Linked DNA regions of Homo sapiens: region 1 is linked to region 2. Evidence: read pairs that join two places in POLR2A ChIA-PET (ENCODE). Cell type or tissue: endothelial cell of umbilical vein. All regions are shown on one strand. Each heading gives the region's core, and the rest is flanking DNA. Links, peaks and the distances in the headings are about the cores only.

Region 1 (8,433 bases), core at 1,903-6,902, 340 kb before region 2:
AATCCCAGCTACTCAGAAGGCTGAGGCAGGAGAATCACTTGAACCTGGGAGGCGGAGTTTGCAAAGAGCCGAGATAGCACCACTGTACTCCAGCATGGGTGACAGATTAAAAAAAAAGAAAGAAAGAAAAAGAAAACTGATGGTTTAGAGGAGAAAGCAAAGTACATATCTAAGTCACTATTATCCAGAGGAGAATAAGACAATTTCAAAAAATCAAAATGTTCTGGGAGTTGAAGTGAGGGAGGAGTCACATTTATTTGAGAGGTCCAGAGGAAGCTCCGTGGAAAAGAGAGAACAGGGGATGGCCCTGGAAAGACAGGAAGGCCTGGGCAGGGGGATGGGGGCAGGAGGAGGCACTCCTGGCAGCAGACAGTGTGGGCAGGGGACACAGAGGAGAAAACTGTGGGCATTTTTCAGAGAATGCTGGATAGGATGCAAAAGAAGACTGGAAATATACACATGGAGGCTGTGAGTTTCAGGCTAGCAAAGTTTATACTTATTATACAGGCATTAAGGATTTTTGAGCAACAGTATATATGTATGTGTGTGTGTGTGTGTGTGTGTGTGTGTGTGTGTGTGTATATATATATATATATATAGCATTATTAGAATTTACCTGTTTCTTGTTTATATTAACAATGTAAATGTACAGCTTGATGAATTTTTACAAACGAAACACGCCTGTGGGACCAGCACTCAGATCAAGAAACAGAATATTACCACCACCCGAGAAGTCCTGTGTCCCTTCTAGGCACCCCCACTAAAGGGTAACACTATTCTGGCCTTCTGTACTACAGATTTGTTTTGCTCAGTATGGAGCTTATATAAATGGAAACATGGAGTATGTACTCTCTTGTATCTGACTTCCTTTGCTCAACATGATGTTTGTGAAATTTGCAGTTTTCATGAATCGTAAATCATTCTTTTTGCTCTGTGTGTGTGTTACATTATATGACTCCACCACAATTCATGTATCCATCCTATTTTATTTCACATAGTACTGCTGTAACATCCTGGCACACCCTTTAGTAAACGTATGTATGCATTTCTTTTGGGTCTCTGAGAGTGAAATTGCTGTGTCATCAGGTACTCATATGTTCAGCTTTAATAGCTACTGAGAGGCAGTTCATTCAATCTAGAGGCTAAGTCAAAGTGATTAGAAGTAGATCAGTCAGTGGCTTTTCTGATAATTTGGGTTAGAATGAACAAATACATGAATTAGAATGATGGTCCTGGTAGTAAAATGGATGGGAGACATGGTACATTTTCTAGGATTTGTTTATTCAGGGAGAGAGAAGAACCAGAAATATTTTTGAGGCGTTCCCTTTAGTTGGAAAAAAGAAGTTGAAAGAAGTTTTTTGTTTTGTTTTGTTTTTTGAGACGGAGTCTCACTCTGTTAGCCAGGTTGGAGTGCAGTGGCACGATCTCAGCTCACTGCAACCTCTGCCTCCCGGGTTCAAGCGATTCGTCTGCATCAGCCTCCTGAGTAGCTGGGATTACAGGCATGTGCCACCACGCTCGGCTAATTTTTTATATTTTCAATAGAGATGGGGTTTCACCGTGTTGGCCAGGTTGGTCTTGAACTCCTGACCTCAAGTGATCTGCCCTCCTCGGCCTTCCAAAGTGCTGGGATTATAGGCGTGAGCCACCGCGCCTGGCCTGAAAGAAGTTTGATTTGTGGAGGGCAGATGAGACTGACTTTGAGTTAAGATGCAGGTGAGCACACCATTGTGTAGATTACAGATTTTTTTTTTTTTTTTTTTTTTTACAAACAATGATCATTGAAGCAGCTGGTGTGGTTAGAATCATGGAAGAAAATAACAAAGAACTGCCAAGAGGGTAGTGAGACCAAGGGCCAACAAGTCATCACCAACGCCCGCAGCGAAAGCACAGGGAGCATGGAGGGTCACTGAAAGGGCAGGCCTTCCACAGCGGGGAGTTTGCCTTATGAGAAGGGACATTCTCCCCCCAGAAATAGTGATTCAATAAGTCAGACGATTTATGATACCTGAAACGTATCTTTATAGTAAAATCATTCAGTTTCATAACTCATAGTTTAAAGGATGGTTCCACTCATTTCTGTTAAAACTTTTGTAACACAAAACCATAGTTACAGTTTAATGCAAACAGAACAGATGGAGAAACCATTCACTTCTAATTCTAATTTTTAGTAGCTCTAGTTCTCAAAACCCATACTGGCTCTAGTTAATCACAGGCCATCTATTTACCAACCTGCTAAGAAGAAAGAGAGAGAAATAAAAACGAGGACAGGTGGATGCAAGGCGGATGCATCGTATCCAGCAGTTCTAATGCTGTGTCAGGAAGAGCAGCAGGCTCGGAATAGGATTTGACATTTTCCCAAAGAAACAGGGGCCAAGGGTGAGAGGGAAACGTGAAGACCAAGTACACACTTCATAAAGCTTTTCCAGATGACTCTGTGTCTGCAGTCCAGATAAGGAGGGAAACTTAGATGAATGACTTTTTTCCCTGTGAAATGACTTATTTGACACAGTTACCCAGAACACAGCTAAGCCCAGAAGGAAATAAGCAAAGGCTTCTAGCCTTGAAAATAGATGTCATTCAATCTATGTTGTCAGTCTCCAGTATCTCTAGGAACATATTCCGGTGCTCTCATAAAGCCTGTTTACCCTCAAACCCTATTCCTAAAAGCAGGGTTTTGGGGGGGACCTCAAAAAATTAAAAGCTGCCAGTTAAAACATGCTTTATTTTTATCTTATGGACCTTATAAATCATACAGTTGTTTCTCTTTAGATGGTTACTGAAAAGCTCAGAACCAGCCGGGCACATTGGCTCATGTCTGTAATCCCAGCACTTTGGGAGGCCGAGGCAGGTTGATCACCTGAGATCAGGAATTCGACACCAGCCTGCTAACATGGTGAAATCTAATCTCTACTAAAAATACAAAAATTAGCTGGGTGTGGTGGTACATGCCTGTAGTCCCAGCTGCTTGGGAGGCTGAGGCAGGAGAATGGCTTGAACCCAGGAGGCAGAGATTGCAGTGAGCCGAGATCATGCCACTGCACTCCAGCCTGGGTGACAGAGTGAGACTCCTCAAAAAAAAAGAAAAAAAAAAAGCTCAGAATTTGGGCTACCAAATTTGTAGCCCACTTCTAACCAAATGTGCAGCAGCTGCTGGCATGCATTTTAGGGAATACTTACTTTATCCCTGGCCCAATCTTCCTTCTCTTACCCTTGCTTTTTCTTCCTCTGATTGCTTAATTTATTTTTATCTTAATACATACATACATATATATATATAATTTTTTTTTTTTTTGAGATGGAGTTTCACTCTGTCGCCCAGGCTGGAGTGCAGTGGCACAATCTCGGCTCACTGCAACCTCCACCTCCGGGTTCAAGGTATTCTTCTGCCTCAGCCTCCTGAGTAGCTGGGTCTGTAGGCACCCGCCACCACGCCTGGCTAATTTTTGTATTTTCGGTAGAGATGGGGTTTCACCATATTGGCCAGGCTGGTCTCAAAAAAAAGTGCTGGGTTTACGGGCGTGAGCCACTGCGCCCAGCCTTTATCTTATTACATTTTTTAAAGCTGCCTTATTTCCTTTATGAGTTGGAGAGCACTTAAATAAAAATGTCAACACATAATAAATAACAAAAGTGGGCCAGGCGCAGTAGCTTACGCCTGTAATCCCAGCACTTTGGGAGGCCAAGGCGGGCGGATCACCTGAGTCCAGGAATTTGAGACCAGCCTGGCCAACGTGGCGAAACCCCGTCTCTCCTAAAAATGCAAAAAAAGAAATTAGCTGGGCGTGGTGGTGGGTGCCTGTAATCCCAGCCACTCGGGAGGCTGAGGCAGGAGAATCGCTTGAAACCGGGAGGCAGAGGTTGCAGTGAGCCAAGATCGCACCATTGCACTCCAGCCTGGGCAACAAGAGCAAAACTTGGTCTCAAAAATAAAATAAAATAACAAAAGTGAGACCAAATGGCACAGGCAACATGACAGCAAGCAGTGACTGTAAAAAACTAATGTAGAAAAGATGCAAAAGAAAGCTACAAACAAAAACAGATTCATGAACTCAAAAAGCTTATTTAATATCGTAGAGCTTCTGAGTTTAAGGATAAGCAACTTGTCACACTTCTCAAGATCCTCTGAGGGCATCCTTATGTCACATCCTAAAATAGCTATTCATTTTCATAGTGATGACTGACTCATCAAGAGGGGGCTACGTTAAATACTGTGGATCCTGTTAAAGGAAAGCATATATTCCATTTTTAAAGTAAAATTTGTTTGCAAAGATAAGCTTTTATGAGTTATCATTATGAAATGATGTCAGAAAAGTTAAGGTTTCTGTAACAGAGGAGTTTGTCAATCTCTAGAGCGTTCTGAGGAAAGCCTATTTATCTGTATAGAGAACTACTTCCAGCAGGGAAAAAGGCTGAGAATTGAGGCTGTCTGACCTTGTGTATCCCAACAAAAAAAAAAGAAAACAAACCATGTGCCTGAAGGAAGTGTGTCAACTTTCCACTAATCACATATTCAGTTCCTTTGAAATTAAAAGAAGTTTCACTTAGTGCCTCAGAGATGACTGCAGAGTTGGTGTCGGGTTACATAATGAAACAGTATTTTTTCTTACTTGTCAGGAAATAACCTCTTACAGCGGTCATTTCTGTAAACCCCACTTTCTGGAAAACAAGACACACTGTATCCTGTCCTCATTGGGTTTTTGCTCTGTATTTTGAACCAGGAGGACGTGGGCTGCGAGGAGAAGCTGTACTTTGGCTTGAGTGAGTACAGCAAGTCTCTGCAGTGGGGGATCACGAGCCCACTTCTGAGATGTGACGAGACTTTTGAAAAAATGGTGAACACACTCTTGGAGAGGTAAATAGTAAATAAGGCCTTCTGCTCTTCTCTCTAGCTGTACTTGCAGATCTAAAATAGCCAAAAGCCTTTTGTGTCAGTGCTACGGGGTGTTTGATGGAGCCCTTGCAGATGACGTGCAAAGGCCAAATTAAAACAGCCTTTCCTAAGATGCCCTACTATTGTTTTATGTGATCATCCAAGATCAATAAAGGAAAATACAACCAAAGTGGGCCATTGCACTACTTTTCATGCTGAGTCAGCTCCCGGTCATGCTTCACTGCTATCATCAGGAGATGGATAGGGCAGAGAGGGATTTGCTTATTCAAGACCCGCTTCTGGCTGGGCGCGGTGGCCCACGCCTGTAATCCCAGCACTTTGGGAGGCCGAGGCGGGCGGACCATGACATCAGGAGATCGAGACCACCCTGGCTAACACGGTGAAACCCCATCTCTACTAAAAATACGAAAAATTAGCCAGGCGTGGTGGCAGATGCCTGTAGTCCCAGCTACTTGGGAGGCTGAGGCAGGAGAATGGTGTGAACCCGGGAGGTGGAGCTTGCAGTGAGCCGAGACCACGCCACTGCACTCCAGCCTGGGTGACAGAGCGAGACTCCGTCTCAAAAAAAAAAAAAAAAAGTCCCACTTCTCTGAGCTCCGGCCTCTCCTACCCTACACCTCAGACTTTGACATTTTTCCCTCTTTTCTCCCCTGTCCACCACAGGCAAGGACCCTAAGATGATTCAGTAAAAACTAAACTTTACTATGAGAGATTTGAAGTATACACTGGAAGAAATTAAAGAGCAATCAGATAATTGAGGTGAATTCAGTTCTTGGGGCTCCTCCTCCAGTCCCTGGCCTTAGGGATTAAGGAACATAACTGCTGTCTTTTCTTCCCTTTTCTAAAAAAAGAAAAAAAAAATCCCCATTTTCAGATTAAACTCTGAAAGAGTTTTTTTCCCTCTGTGACCTTGAATCATAGATTCAGAGGTAGGTAGAGACATTAGAATTTACCTAACCTAATAAAGGTCCCTTTCTGCCCTCCACAATATTCTGTTTGATCATCCAATGTTGGGGCGATTGGGCTTTATTTTATGGGGCAAATTCTAATTTTTAGTAGCTATAGTTCTTAGAATGGCTTTAATTGATCATATTATTTAACAGCTATTTAACAAACCTGTCCATAATTTTGCTAAGAAAAAAGAAAAGGAAATTAAAATGAGGACCTATGGATGCATCCTATTCAGTAGATTATAATACTGCATCCGGAAAGAGCACAGGCTCAAGTACGGTTTGATATTTTTGCAGCTGTTGGATTTGGAAAGTCTTAACTGACACTGTGACATTAATCCTTTCACAGCACATGTAGTCTTAATTTTCCAAAATCATTCCATGAGTACCCCCTTTAAGCATTCCTACCCACCTGTTACATCCACCAGCTTGAAATGCATCTTCTTTTTCTGGTAACATCATTCAGAGTTTCCTAACTTTTATTTTAAATGATGATCTCATCAACTTTCTATTGTAGTTTTGTGCTACAAAAGTTGTAAGTATAGTTTAATGCAAGCATGACAGATTGGAGAAACTGTGCACTTCTGACTTCATGATTCTTCCAGAGTATGAAACAGAAATGCCAGATATCAAAGTTACCATTTATTCTAACTTTGGCTTTTCTACGTGGCCCAGCAAAAAGCATTAAGCTTGAAACATAGATTATCTATACTTATTTCCTCCAACCCAGTCACCCCAGCCTAATAGTAGCTATGACTTACTGAATACCTGAAGGGACCAGCCCAGGATTTATTGAACTGAAGGATTTCTTCATTTCTACCCAGCCAGCTAAATCCTTGCAATGTGTGAAGACCTTGCTAGAGGCTGGATAAAATCTAGAGCTAGCTTTGTCTCTGATCAGTTGTATGAACTGGGACAAGCAGCTGAACTTCTCTCTGCCCCTGAACTCATTCTCTTTCTATGAAAAGGCAGAGTGGGCTGGGCGCGGTGGCTCATGCCTGTAATCCCACCACTTTGGGAGGCCAAGGTGGGTGGATCACCTGAGGTCAGGAGTTCGAGACCAGCCTGGCCAACGTGGTAAAACCCTGTCTCTACTAAAAATACAAAAAAAAAAAAAAATTAGCCAGGCGTGGTGGCGGGCACCTGTAATCCCAGGTACTTGGGAGGTTGAGGCAGGAGAATCACTTGAACCTGGGAGGCGGAGGTTGCAGTGAGCTGAGATTGCGCCATTGCACTCCAGTCCGAGCGACAGAGTGAGACTCCATCTCAAAAAAAAAAAAGACCGGGTGCAGTGGCTTACACCTGTAATCCCAGCACTTTGGGAGGCTGAGGTGGGCGGATCACCTGAGGTCAGGAGTTTGAGACCAGCCTGATCAACATGGAGAAACCCTGTCTCTACTAAAAATACAAAATTAGCTGGGCGCATGCCTGTAATCCCAGCTACTCAGGAGGCTGAGGCAGGAGAATTGCTTGAACCCGGGAAGCGAAGGTTGCAGTGAGCCAAGATTGCACTACTGCACTCCAGCCTGGGTGACAGAGCGGGACTCTGTCTCGAAAAAAGAAAAAGAAAAGGCAGAGTTGTTCATATACAGGGCATCTTGGTCCTTTCCAGTTCTAAAACACCTCAAAAGTGTTCATGTGTTATTCATTTGATAGCTGTCATTGGCATTTCTTTGACCTGGAGGTTTTCTGTGCAAGGCCAGTGGACCACTTGTTGTATTTTAAGTAGAATTATAGAATGGAACAAAGGTGAAATCCCCCATTAGCCTACCCAGCTGCTGGTGGCTGCATTGCTACCAAATGGCAACCAGAAAGAAAGTGCACAGCCCCAGCCTTATTCTACCAGGCTCCATGAGAGCATTGGCCAACCTTGGACCCAGAGCCCACTTTGCCAGCACCTACTTTCTTTCTTTTTCTCTTTTTTATATTTTTAAGACAGACTCTCACTCCGTCGCCCAGGCTGGAGTGCAATGGCATGATCTCGGCTCACTGTAACCTCCACCTCCCAGGTTCAAGTGATTGTCCTGCCTCAGCCTCCCAAGTAGCTGGGATTACAGGCGCCCGCCACCACACCCAGCTAATTTTTATATTTTTAGTAGAGATGGGGTTTCACCATGTTGGCTAGGCTGGTCTCGAACTCCTGATCTCAAGTGATCCACCCACCTCGTCCTCCCAAAGTGCTGGGATTATAGGCATGAGCCACCGCGCCCAGCCTACTTTCTTTTTTAAAAAATTTTATTTTTATTCAGCAGCAGAAGTACTGCTGGGCAGTGTGCTCAGGGTAGCCAAGCACCTGCTTTCTTGACTAGCAGCTCTTCATGCCTGTAACTGGGTCCTCTTTGCCCATTCGTACTCATTTTGTCATCAGGCCTGGCTGAGGCGTAGCACCAAAAGGAGAGATTTGTTTTCTACCTCCTATAATTGTAAAAACTGCCGATTTTAACAAAGGGATCCTCTTCCCTGGCAGTCCAGGCTTAGGGGAAAATGGTACCAAAGGCTGCTGCTGCTACCAGGCTCAGATTTGCTTGGCTCCCTTGACGGAGCCAGGTCTCAGGTGATGAGGCTACAACACTAGGGGGTGCTATTTCT
Region 2 (8,433 bases), core at 1,852-6,851:
AACTTTTAGGTTCCTTAACCGAATAGGCTTGAAACAACATATTATTTTTAAATAAAAGTGTTCCCTGAAATACTATTTGAATATGTAAAACATAATTTGTTTCCATTGGAAACTCAATAATGATTTTTTAAAAAGTAGGGCAGTGGTTAGAATCATAAGCTGCTTGTAGTTTAGATAATTTACAGCATCCAGGAATTGGTTGCTGGATTGGATAGATCTCAGAGAAGAAATAAAGAACAGTAGTAGTGGGAATGAGGGCTTGAGAAGAACTGAAAGAATAGATTTTGTTCAGCTAGATAATTATTAGAAATTAAGGTTTTTGAAGTGCAGCTGTTTTGGAACTGTTGGGATCTAGAGTATGTCCTTGTAAGTGGGAGGCAGGATTGGAGGATGAGGGAAGAATTGGGGGGGTGTTAATCTGTAAGGAGAGGTGATTTATACCTGCTGACGTTTTTTGTCTGAAATGGGAGACAAGTTCATCTGTTGAGAGTGGTGGGTAGAGAAAGAGTAATTGAGAAGAGTGATAAGGACTTGGGGACCTGCAGAAGGGTGTTCCAATCATGTTAGAAGCCCGTTTCAGGTTGAACACTACAGATTTTTAGTGCCGCCAGATACAGGAGTAGAAGGTAGATGGTAGATGGTTGGATTGAACTTGGGTTAGGAATTCTTTTTTTTTTTTTTTTTTTTTTTTTGAGGCAGGGTCTTGCTCTGTTGCCCAGGCTGGAATTCAGTGGCGTGATCATGGCTCATTGCAGTCTCAACCTTCAGGGCCCACCTCAGCCTCCCGAGTAGCTGGGACTACAGGTGTGAGCTGCCATGCCTGGCTAATTTTTTGTAGAAATGCCCAGGTTGGTCTCAAACTTCTGGTCTCAAGCAATCTTCCTGCTCCCACCTCCCAAAGTCCTGGGATTACCGGTGTGAGCCACCATGCCTAGCAGGAATTCTTTATGTAGGTGGATGAATATATTCCTGGGATTAGCAAACATTTTCTATATTGGGCACAGATAATAGTGGCTTATTGGCTTTTGCCACAACTATCTAACTCTCATTGCAGAATGAAAGCAGCCATAGATAATACATAAATGAATGGGTGTGGCTGTGTTCCAATAAAACTTAATTTACAAAAACAGGTGGCTCCAATGTGTAATATCCTGGGATATCATTTTTTCTAGGCTTTGTCCACATGGCTTAGGGGAGCATAGGGCTCTGCCCCATGATGTACAGTCCCTTTCCTCAGTGTTGGAGATGAAGCTGGGTCTGGTGTTTGCACTTTCATATTCCTGTAGCTTCTCAGAATCCTGTGGACAGTGACTGGGGAGACAAACCATGCAGGAAATATGTCTAGTAAAAAAGAATAAAACAAACAAAAAACAAGTGGCAAACTGAATTTGGCAACTGTAGTATATGCTGTAGGCCAGGTTGTATATGACTTTACTGAGAATAGCATCTGTTCAACTATGAAATGAATGAAATTTAAATTATTCATGTCTGTACATGACTGCTAATGAATAAAAACTTACTGCTAAGTCAATTGATTAATGTAAAAAGTAGTCAGCTTGAAAAAATGGTAGACTGAGATTGCTAAATTTTAATTTACAATTGTTTTACCTTTGGCTAACTAGCCACTTTGCTGCCCTTTGAAAACGCTTAGATTAATGTTTCTCACCTGTGACTGCACAAGATGTTCATCTGTGGAGCTTTGAAAAATTACTCATGCCTCACTCTCACCTCTAGAGATTTAGTATGGTGAACAGCCTGGACATCAGATTTTTTTTTCTCTTTTTTTTCCTCTGTACAACAGATTTTAAAAGATCTCCCCAGCAGGTTCTAATGAGCAGCCAAGTTTGAAAGCCACCGACTTTCAATTCATTGTTATGGTGTAGGTTTGGTATGGAATTTCAGGGTATGACAATTAAGGCCATTTTAAACTTATAAAATTTGGGGGGCAGCTTTATCACTTCACTGGTTTTTGTCATTAGTTATATTTGAGGCTACTTCTTTTCTTTTCTTTTTGCTTTGTAAAGCTTCAGCATGTGCCAGGAGTGGTGGCTTATGCCTGTAATCCCAACACCTTGAGAGGCTCATGTGGGAGGATCACTTGAGCACAGGAGTTCAAGACCAGCATGGGCAACATACTGAGACCCCCATCTCTACAAAAAAAGAACTTTGCCGGGCAAGGTGGCTCACGCCTGTAATCCCAGCACTGTGGGAGGCTGAGGTGGGCAGATCACGAGGTCAGGAGTCTGAGACCAGCCTGGCCAACGTGGTGAAACCCCGTCTCTACTAAAAATACAAAAATTAGCTGGGCATGGTGGTGGGTGCCTGTAATCCCAGTTACTTGGGAGGCTGAGGCAGGAGAATCGCTTGAAACCGGAAAGTGGAGGTTGCAGTGAGCTGAGATCGCGCTATTGTACTCCAGCCTGAGTGAAAGAGCGAAACTTGGTCTCAAAAAAAAGAAAAAAAAATTCCAGCATGCTTATTTTGTTTTCCAACTAGATTTGAGTATGTCTTTCCTTACTATAATGTGGCCAGTGTTTCTTGCCTGTATTTTTGTTTTTTATATTTTTGGAGATAGAGTCTCGCTCTGTCACCCTGGCTGGAGTGCAGTGGCATGATCATAGCTCACTGGAGCCTTGAACTCCTGGGCTCAAGCCATTCTTCTGCCTCAGCCTCCTGAGTACCTAGGACTATAGGTGCACACCGCCGTGCCCGGCTAATTTTTAAAATTTTTTGTAGGGACAAGGTCTCTATATGTTGCCCAGGTTGGTGTTGAACTCCTGGCCTCTGCTGATCCTCCCGCCTCAGCCTCCCAAAGTGCTAGGGTTACAGACATGAGCCAGCATGCCCAGCCTTTGCCTATATTTTTGTAGTTATCACAGAAAGTGCTCTTTTATTGGTATTTGTTGGATGTGGTCTCTGCTTCTGTTTGCTTAGCATTTGGTGTAAGTATTACTATTAGATGGGATAATTAATTGAAGAACTAATGAAAATTTCTTTAAACTTAAAGGATTCTGAAGGTGATACCCCTCTTCATGATGCAATAAGTAAGAAACGTGATGATATCCTAGCAGTTCTTTTGGAAGCTGGAGCAGATGTTACCATCACAAACAATAATGGATTTAATGCTCTGCATCATGCTGCACTAAGGGGAAATCCCAGGTATGTCACCCCTTACTATTTTAGGTGCAATTCAAAAATATTTTCCTACTGTTGATTCTCTTTTTCTGATACTGATGAAGAAATAATTTTGGCTATTTTAGTATTTTAAATCATTTTAAAGTTTTGTGAATATTATGCCTTTAGTTTTATATGATGATTATTTGGTTGTTAATCTAATACAAATATTATGAAATGATTATTTAAGTTTATATTAAATGTGGTTGTAAAATATCAGGAATACTAGTTTCTTTCTAAAGATTTAATTAAAATGCATTTTATTTTGAGATTTATGTTTCTTCAAAATAATTATCTGGGTGTCCTCTAATTTCATGTTGCCATTTGCACGATAATTATTTTTTAAAACTTAAGACTAAATAAATACTAAGTTACCTAATTCCTTATTAATAATGTAATTAGTTATATAAACTTCTAGTATAGCTATCCCCTCATCCATTGTTACAGCAATAGTATTCTACTGAAAAAAGTATTTGCTGGTTGACATTTGAGAAAGACTCCTTTTGGAGAATCACATTCTTTATGAAGGATCTGCGGTGTCCCACAGAATGGGAAAATGCTTAGCTTTGCTTAATTTAGAGATTTCCATTAACTCACTTTTTGGAACAACTTTACCCTAAGCATTTTAGGAAATTCTGCATTGGATGTCTTCTGTTTATGTTTGAGTCAAACCTGTATACCTGGACTAAGAAAAATCTTCACTTTGATTTTTATTTTGATAATTTTATCTATTCTGAACACTTATTCTTTGGTTCCTTATTGTATTTTTATATCATGTTTCCTTTAGCTTCTTAGGATCACCACTAGAGGGTGACCACAGGAAACAAAAGGATTTTATTGCTACTGCTTATTGGTAACTGTAACAGTGGGTATATATTGTAGGACAAAATGAATGATCATATTTTAGATCACATCTTGATTTTTTTTCCAAATTGCAAATATTTGAACACTTCAGATTTTGGCATTGTGAAGAAGACAGTAGTATTATATTTCCCTGCCCTTCAAACAGAAGATTATGATAGCACTTTCCACATGCCAGCCTCTGCAAAGTGCTTCACATGCATCATCTCACTTAATCCTTTCAACAGCTTTTTGGGGCAGGTGTTAATATCCTCATTTTACACGTGAAGAATATGAGGCTTATAGAGATGAATTTAATTATTCAAGAACACGTAGCTGATTACTGAAGCAGCTGTAACTTGAGCAAGGTCTAGGTGACTTTAGAATCATAACTGTTAAACCACTTTACATCACCTTTTCTGTATTATGGTCTGTCTGTGAAGCAAGACCAAAACACATGGGCAGTGAATGTGTCAATACCTCATTCCTCTTGCTGCTTCATTGCTTAGAGTTATCTTTGCTCTCTCACCAATTCTTAGCTTCCAACTAGTTTTAAAATTTTACTCATTCTACCAATCCTTCCAACCCATTCCATTCTGTTCCCACTGTTGCTGACCCAATTAAGTACTCACCACATTTACCTAGACTATTATACTATTCTTCTAATTTTTTTCTTTGATTTCAGTCTTTTTCTTGATTTAAATTTTATACATTTACAAATTATCCATTCTGAAAGCATAGGTCTAAATGGCTCTCTTCCCCTGTTTCCCAACTTCAGTTTTTGTCTGTTAACATAGAATACAATCTACACACTTTGGCTTGGCATTCAGACCCATATTCTGTGTGTCCTGAGTCTGTTTAACTTTATCTCCTGCTAATCCAATCCCTCAGCCCGCTTTGCCCATCGTCTATTCTCCTTTCCTAAAATATGCTGTCTGCTTTCTTCTTCTATTTTTTGGAGCATTTTCTTTCTTTGGGATGCCCCATCCCGCTTCTTTATCTTAACCGTCTTTCTTCCAGAGCTACCTCCTGTGTCATCACTGGAATTATTTTGTTTGCTCTATACTTCCTTGTTCTGTGTGTGTTTTTTTTGTTTTTTTTGTTTTTTTTTTTTTGAGGCAGAGTCTTGCTCTGTCACCCAGGCTGGAGTGCAGTGGCACAATCTCGGCTCACTGCAAGCTCTGCCTCCTGGGTTCACGCCATTCTCCTGCCTCAGCCTCCCGAGTAGCTGGGACTACAGGCTCCCACCACCATGCCCGGCTAATTTTTTTTGTATTTTTTAGTAGAGACGGGGTTTCACGACGTTAGCCAGGATGGTCTCGATCTCCTGACCTCGTGATCCGCCTGTCTCGGCCTCCCAAAGTGCTGGGATTACAGGCGTGAGCCACCGCGCCCTTCCTCTGTGTTCTTATTTATTATACTTACTATATACTCTGCTTAGTGCTGTTTATTACTATGTGCACTTCTGTCTTTCTCTTTACATTGTGGGCATTCATATTCATCTGTTCATCCTACATATGCTCTGGCTATACAAGGCACTCAATAAATGTTAGTCTTACTTTGACAGTGAGCACACTGTTAAATATCACAAGATGTTATATGATCAATTACAAAATGAATTCTGTAGAGAAACTGTGTTAGGAATTCAAACAGCAATTACTTCAGATTACAATGGTCAAAAAGATTTTATTGAGAGAATTTAGGATTTATTGAGGGAATATGAAATCATAAAGTTTAGTATAAACTGAGAATTGAAGTGCTTAGGAAACAAGTATCTTTTAAATATTTTGAGTTGTTTCATTTTTATTGAGAGTAGGCATAGTATATTCAATAATGCTAAGCCTATACAAGGAAGAGAAAATTTACTTTTATTTTTTTCAATTCTTGCATAAATCTTGAGGGTTCCCCTGAAAATTTAAAACAGCACCTCTTCCAACCAGATATTTGGTGTCAGGTGACATTTAAAAAAAAATGCTTTTATTCTTTAACAAAGTAGTGCTTCAGTTAAAGCTACATGCCTTCTTTATTCCTACTTCCTTAAGACATTTTTAGGTAGTTGTGACTATAGATTGCCAGATAGAGTGTGATTTTAATTGGACACTGAAGAGTATCAGATGACACAGCTTATATTACCAGTTGTAATTGCAAATTGGGATGTTTTGAATTCTTTTTTTCATATCAAATTTCTTTTTCTTAAGGTTGATTTTTCCCCCCCTATACTGTCCAGTGATGTCAGAAGACAGAAGGTGCCATTTTTAGTGTACTCGGAATTAAAAATAACAACCAGTCTTTTTGGCCTTTATACTATAGAAAACCAGCAGGGTGTGGTGATTTACATTTGTAATCCCAGCGACTTAGGAGGCTGAGGCAGGAGGATTGCTTGAAGCCAGGAGCTTGAGATCAACCTGGGCAATGTAGCAAGACCCTGTCTCTAAAAAATTAAAAAATTAGGCTGGGCGTGGTGGCTCATGCCTATAATCCCAGCACTTTGGGAGGCCAACTCAGGCAGATCACTTGAGGCTAGGAGTTTGAGACCAGCCTGGCCAACATTGTGAAATGCTGTCTCTACTAAAAATACAAAAATCAGCTGGGTGTAGTGGTGCGCACCTGTAGTTCCAGCTACTCGGGAGGCTGAGACATGAGAATCACCTGAACCCAGGAAGCAGAGGTTGTAGTGAGCTGAGATTGCACCACTGCACTCTAGTCTGGGTTACAGATCAAGACTGTATCAAAAAAAAAAAAAAAAAGAATCAGCTGGGTGTGGCATCACAGACTTTTAGTCTCAGCTACTTGGGAGGCTGAGGCGAGAATATTGCTCGAGCCTAGGAGTTTGAGACTGCAGTGAGGTATGATCGTGCCACTGCACTACAGCCTGAGCAACATAGCAAGACCCTGTCTCTAAAAAAAAAAAAAAAGAAAGAAAAGAAAAGAAAACCAGATATAGCACGTTGTTATTTCCAGAACCTGATGAAGTGTCTAGATGTCCTATATTTTTGAAGACTGTCCTTTGAAGTCTCTATTTCAAAGGTGCAGATCAATATGAGTCTAGATTTCAAAGCTGATCTTGATGTTTTCTCATAGTATGATAGTAACTGAAACACATTAAGAGAAAAGAGTTACAAAGCCATTTATTGTTGTCTTTTAGAATTGTGGAAGGGAATATAAATTTTCACTATGAGACCCTGAGTACTTTGGTTGTGCTTTATAAAGTTTGGAGCATTTTAAGTAGAAATTACACCATGTTTTAATACAGTTTTGTTTTTTTTGAGAAATCTTAACTAAGAACAATGCTGTTTGTCTGTTCTGATAGTTAATATTTATAGGCATGTTTTCATCTAGAGTTTAGCCATATTTATCATCTCTTAGTATATAGGTAAAATTTTGGATTTAAAGTAAGAGTAGAAATTATTTCTGCTGATAAAAGTGAAAACTGAATTTCTTTGGAGTAGCATAATCAGCATGTTACTTAGGTACTTTCTGTAAAGATGCTGCATTTTTAGCTGTTTTTAGAGCTCCCTTACAGGCATGAAAATAAATTAGTCAGCAGTATTCTCTGCAGAGCTGGCAAAAACAATCGATAGGTATTTTGGAAGTACAGGTAACAATAATATAATTATAAAGTTTATATAGTATTTACGAATTTTTCTTGAATAGAAATTGAATGTGAAAAGTAAACGTAAAATATGAGTGAATCACCTGATGTGATATATGTTGTTTTTAGGTTGGTACTAAGATAATTTCACAGGCGTTTCTTATTTGCTTACTAATTCCCACAAAGACACATATTACAAATCTTACTGAATATGTGAGCAACTCATAGTTTTCCTTCTCGAATGTTGTGATGCTTTTTTTACTTTTTAAATTCTGAAATATGGTCTGTAAACAAGACTATGTTGGCTATTTGAAGATTTGATAAGCTGTACTGTATTTTGGTGTTTAATGCTTTCCTTACAACTGTAAACATGCTGAGTGCTATCTACAAAATATAGCTGAGTCTATTCGGTAATAGGATACTTAGAGTGTGTTTTCTCTAATGTATGCTCATGCATCTACTCTCAAACACCATATTCCTTGTAATACACAAATGTACTTTCTGTGACTGAGGTGTAATTAATAGGAGGAAGAAGATCTTGAATGAAGTGATAAGATATATATTTATATATGTCTCCTTTTGCCCACAGTCTTTTAGAGAATGATGTTCATTTTGAAATGGAGGAGTGGTCAGGAGTTGAGAATGTGTGAACATCTGGGTCTTTAAACTACTCTTGTCTTCAGTAATCTTCATTAATTGCTGAAATGTTTGTCTCTATTAAATAATATTAAATTATCTATAGTTTTATTGCAATCATTAAGAAAATTATACGGATGTTAGAGTAATTGTCACTTTTTTTCTTTACTTCAGTTTATCCCCACTGAAGG

Evidence for each region. Peaks named below come from ENCODE experiments on the same cell type or tissue, not always from the same donor. Only the 100,000 strongest peaks of a DNase experiment are listed, where the experiment ranks them.
Region 1: POLR2A ChIA-PET joins it to region 2 with 5 read pairs; 3 of 35 experiments call an interaction of 5 or more read pairs at or near these places.

What each region holds. Positions count from the first base shown.
Region 1 is chr18:21,480,899-21,489,331 of GRCh38, forward strand. It overlaps GREB1L (GREB1 like retinoic acid receptor coactivator), which reads left to right. Exons shown (of 33, transcript NM_001142966.3): 18 at 4,722-4,855. Among named protein-coding and RNA genes, the nearest start is that of GREB1L-AS1, 34 kb to the left of the region's middle. In endothelial cell of umbilical vein, for the core only: no CTCF peak of the experiment used is centred there; a DNase peak (open chromatin) is centred at 4,483; H3K27ac peaks cover 970 bases.
Region 2 is chr18:21,816,488-21,824,920 of GRCh38, forward strand. MIB1 (MIB E3 ubiquitin protein ligase 1) reads left to right here. Exons shown (of 21, transcript NM_020774.4): 12 at 3,008-3,159. It overlaps LOC124904362 (small nucleolar RNA SNORA73 family), which reads left to right and starts at 1,137; the gene lies at 1,137-1,341. In endothelial cell of umbilical vein, for the core only: a CTCF peak has its summit at 4,004 (motif pointing right); no DNase peak of the experiment used is centred there.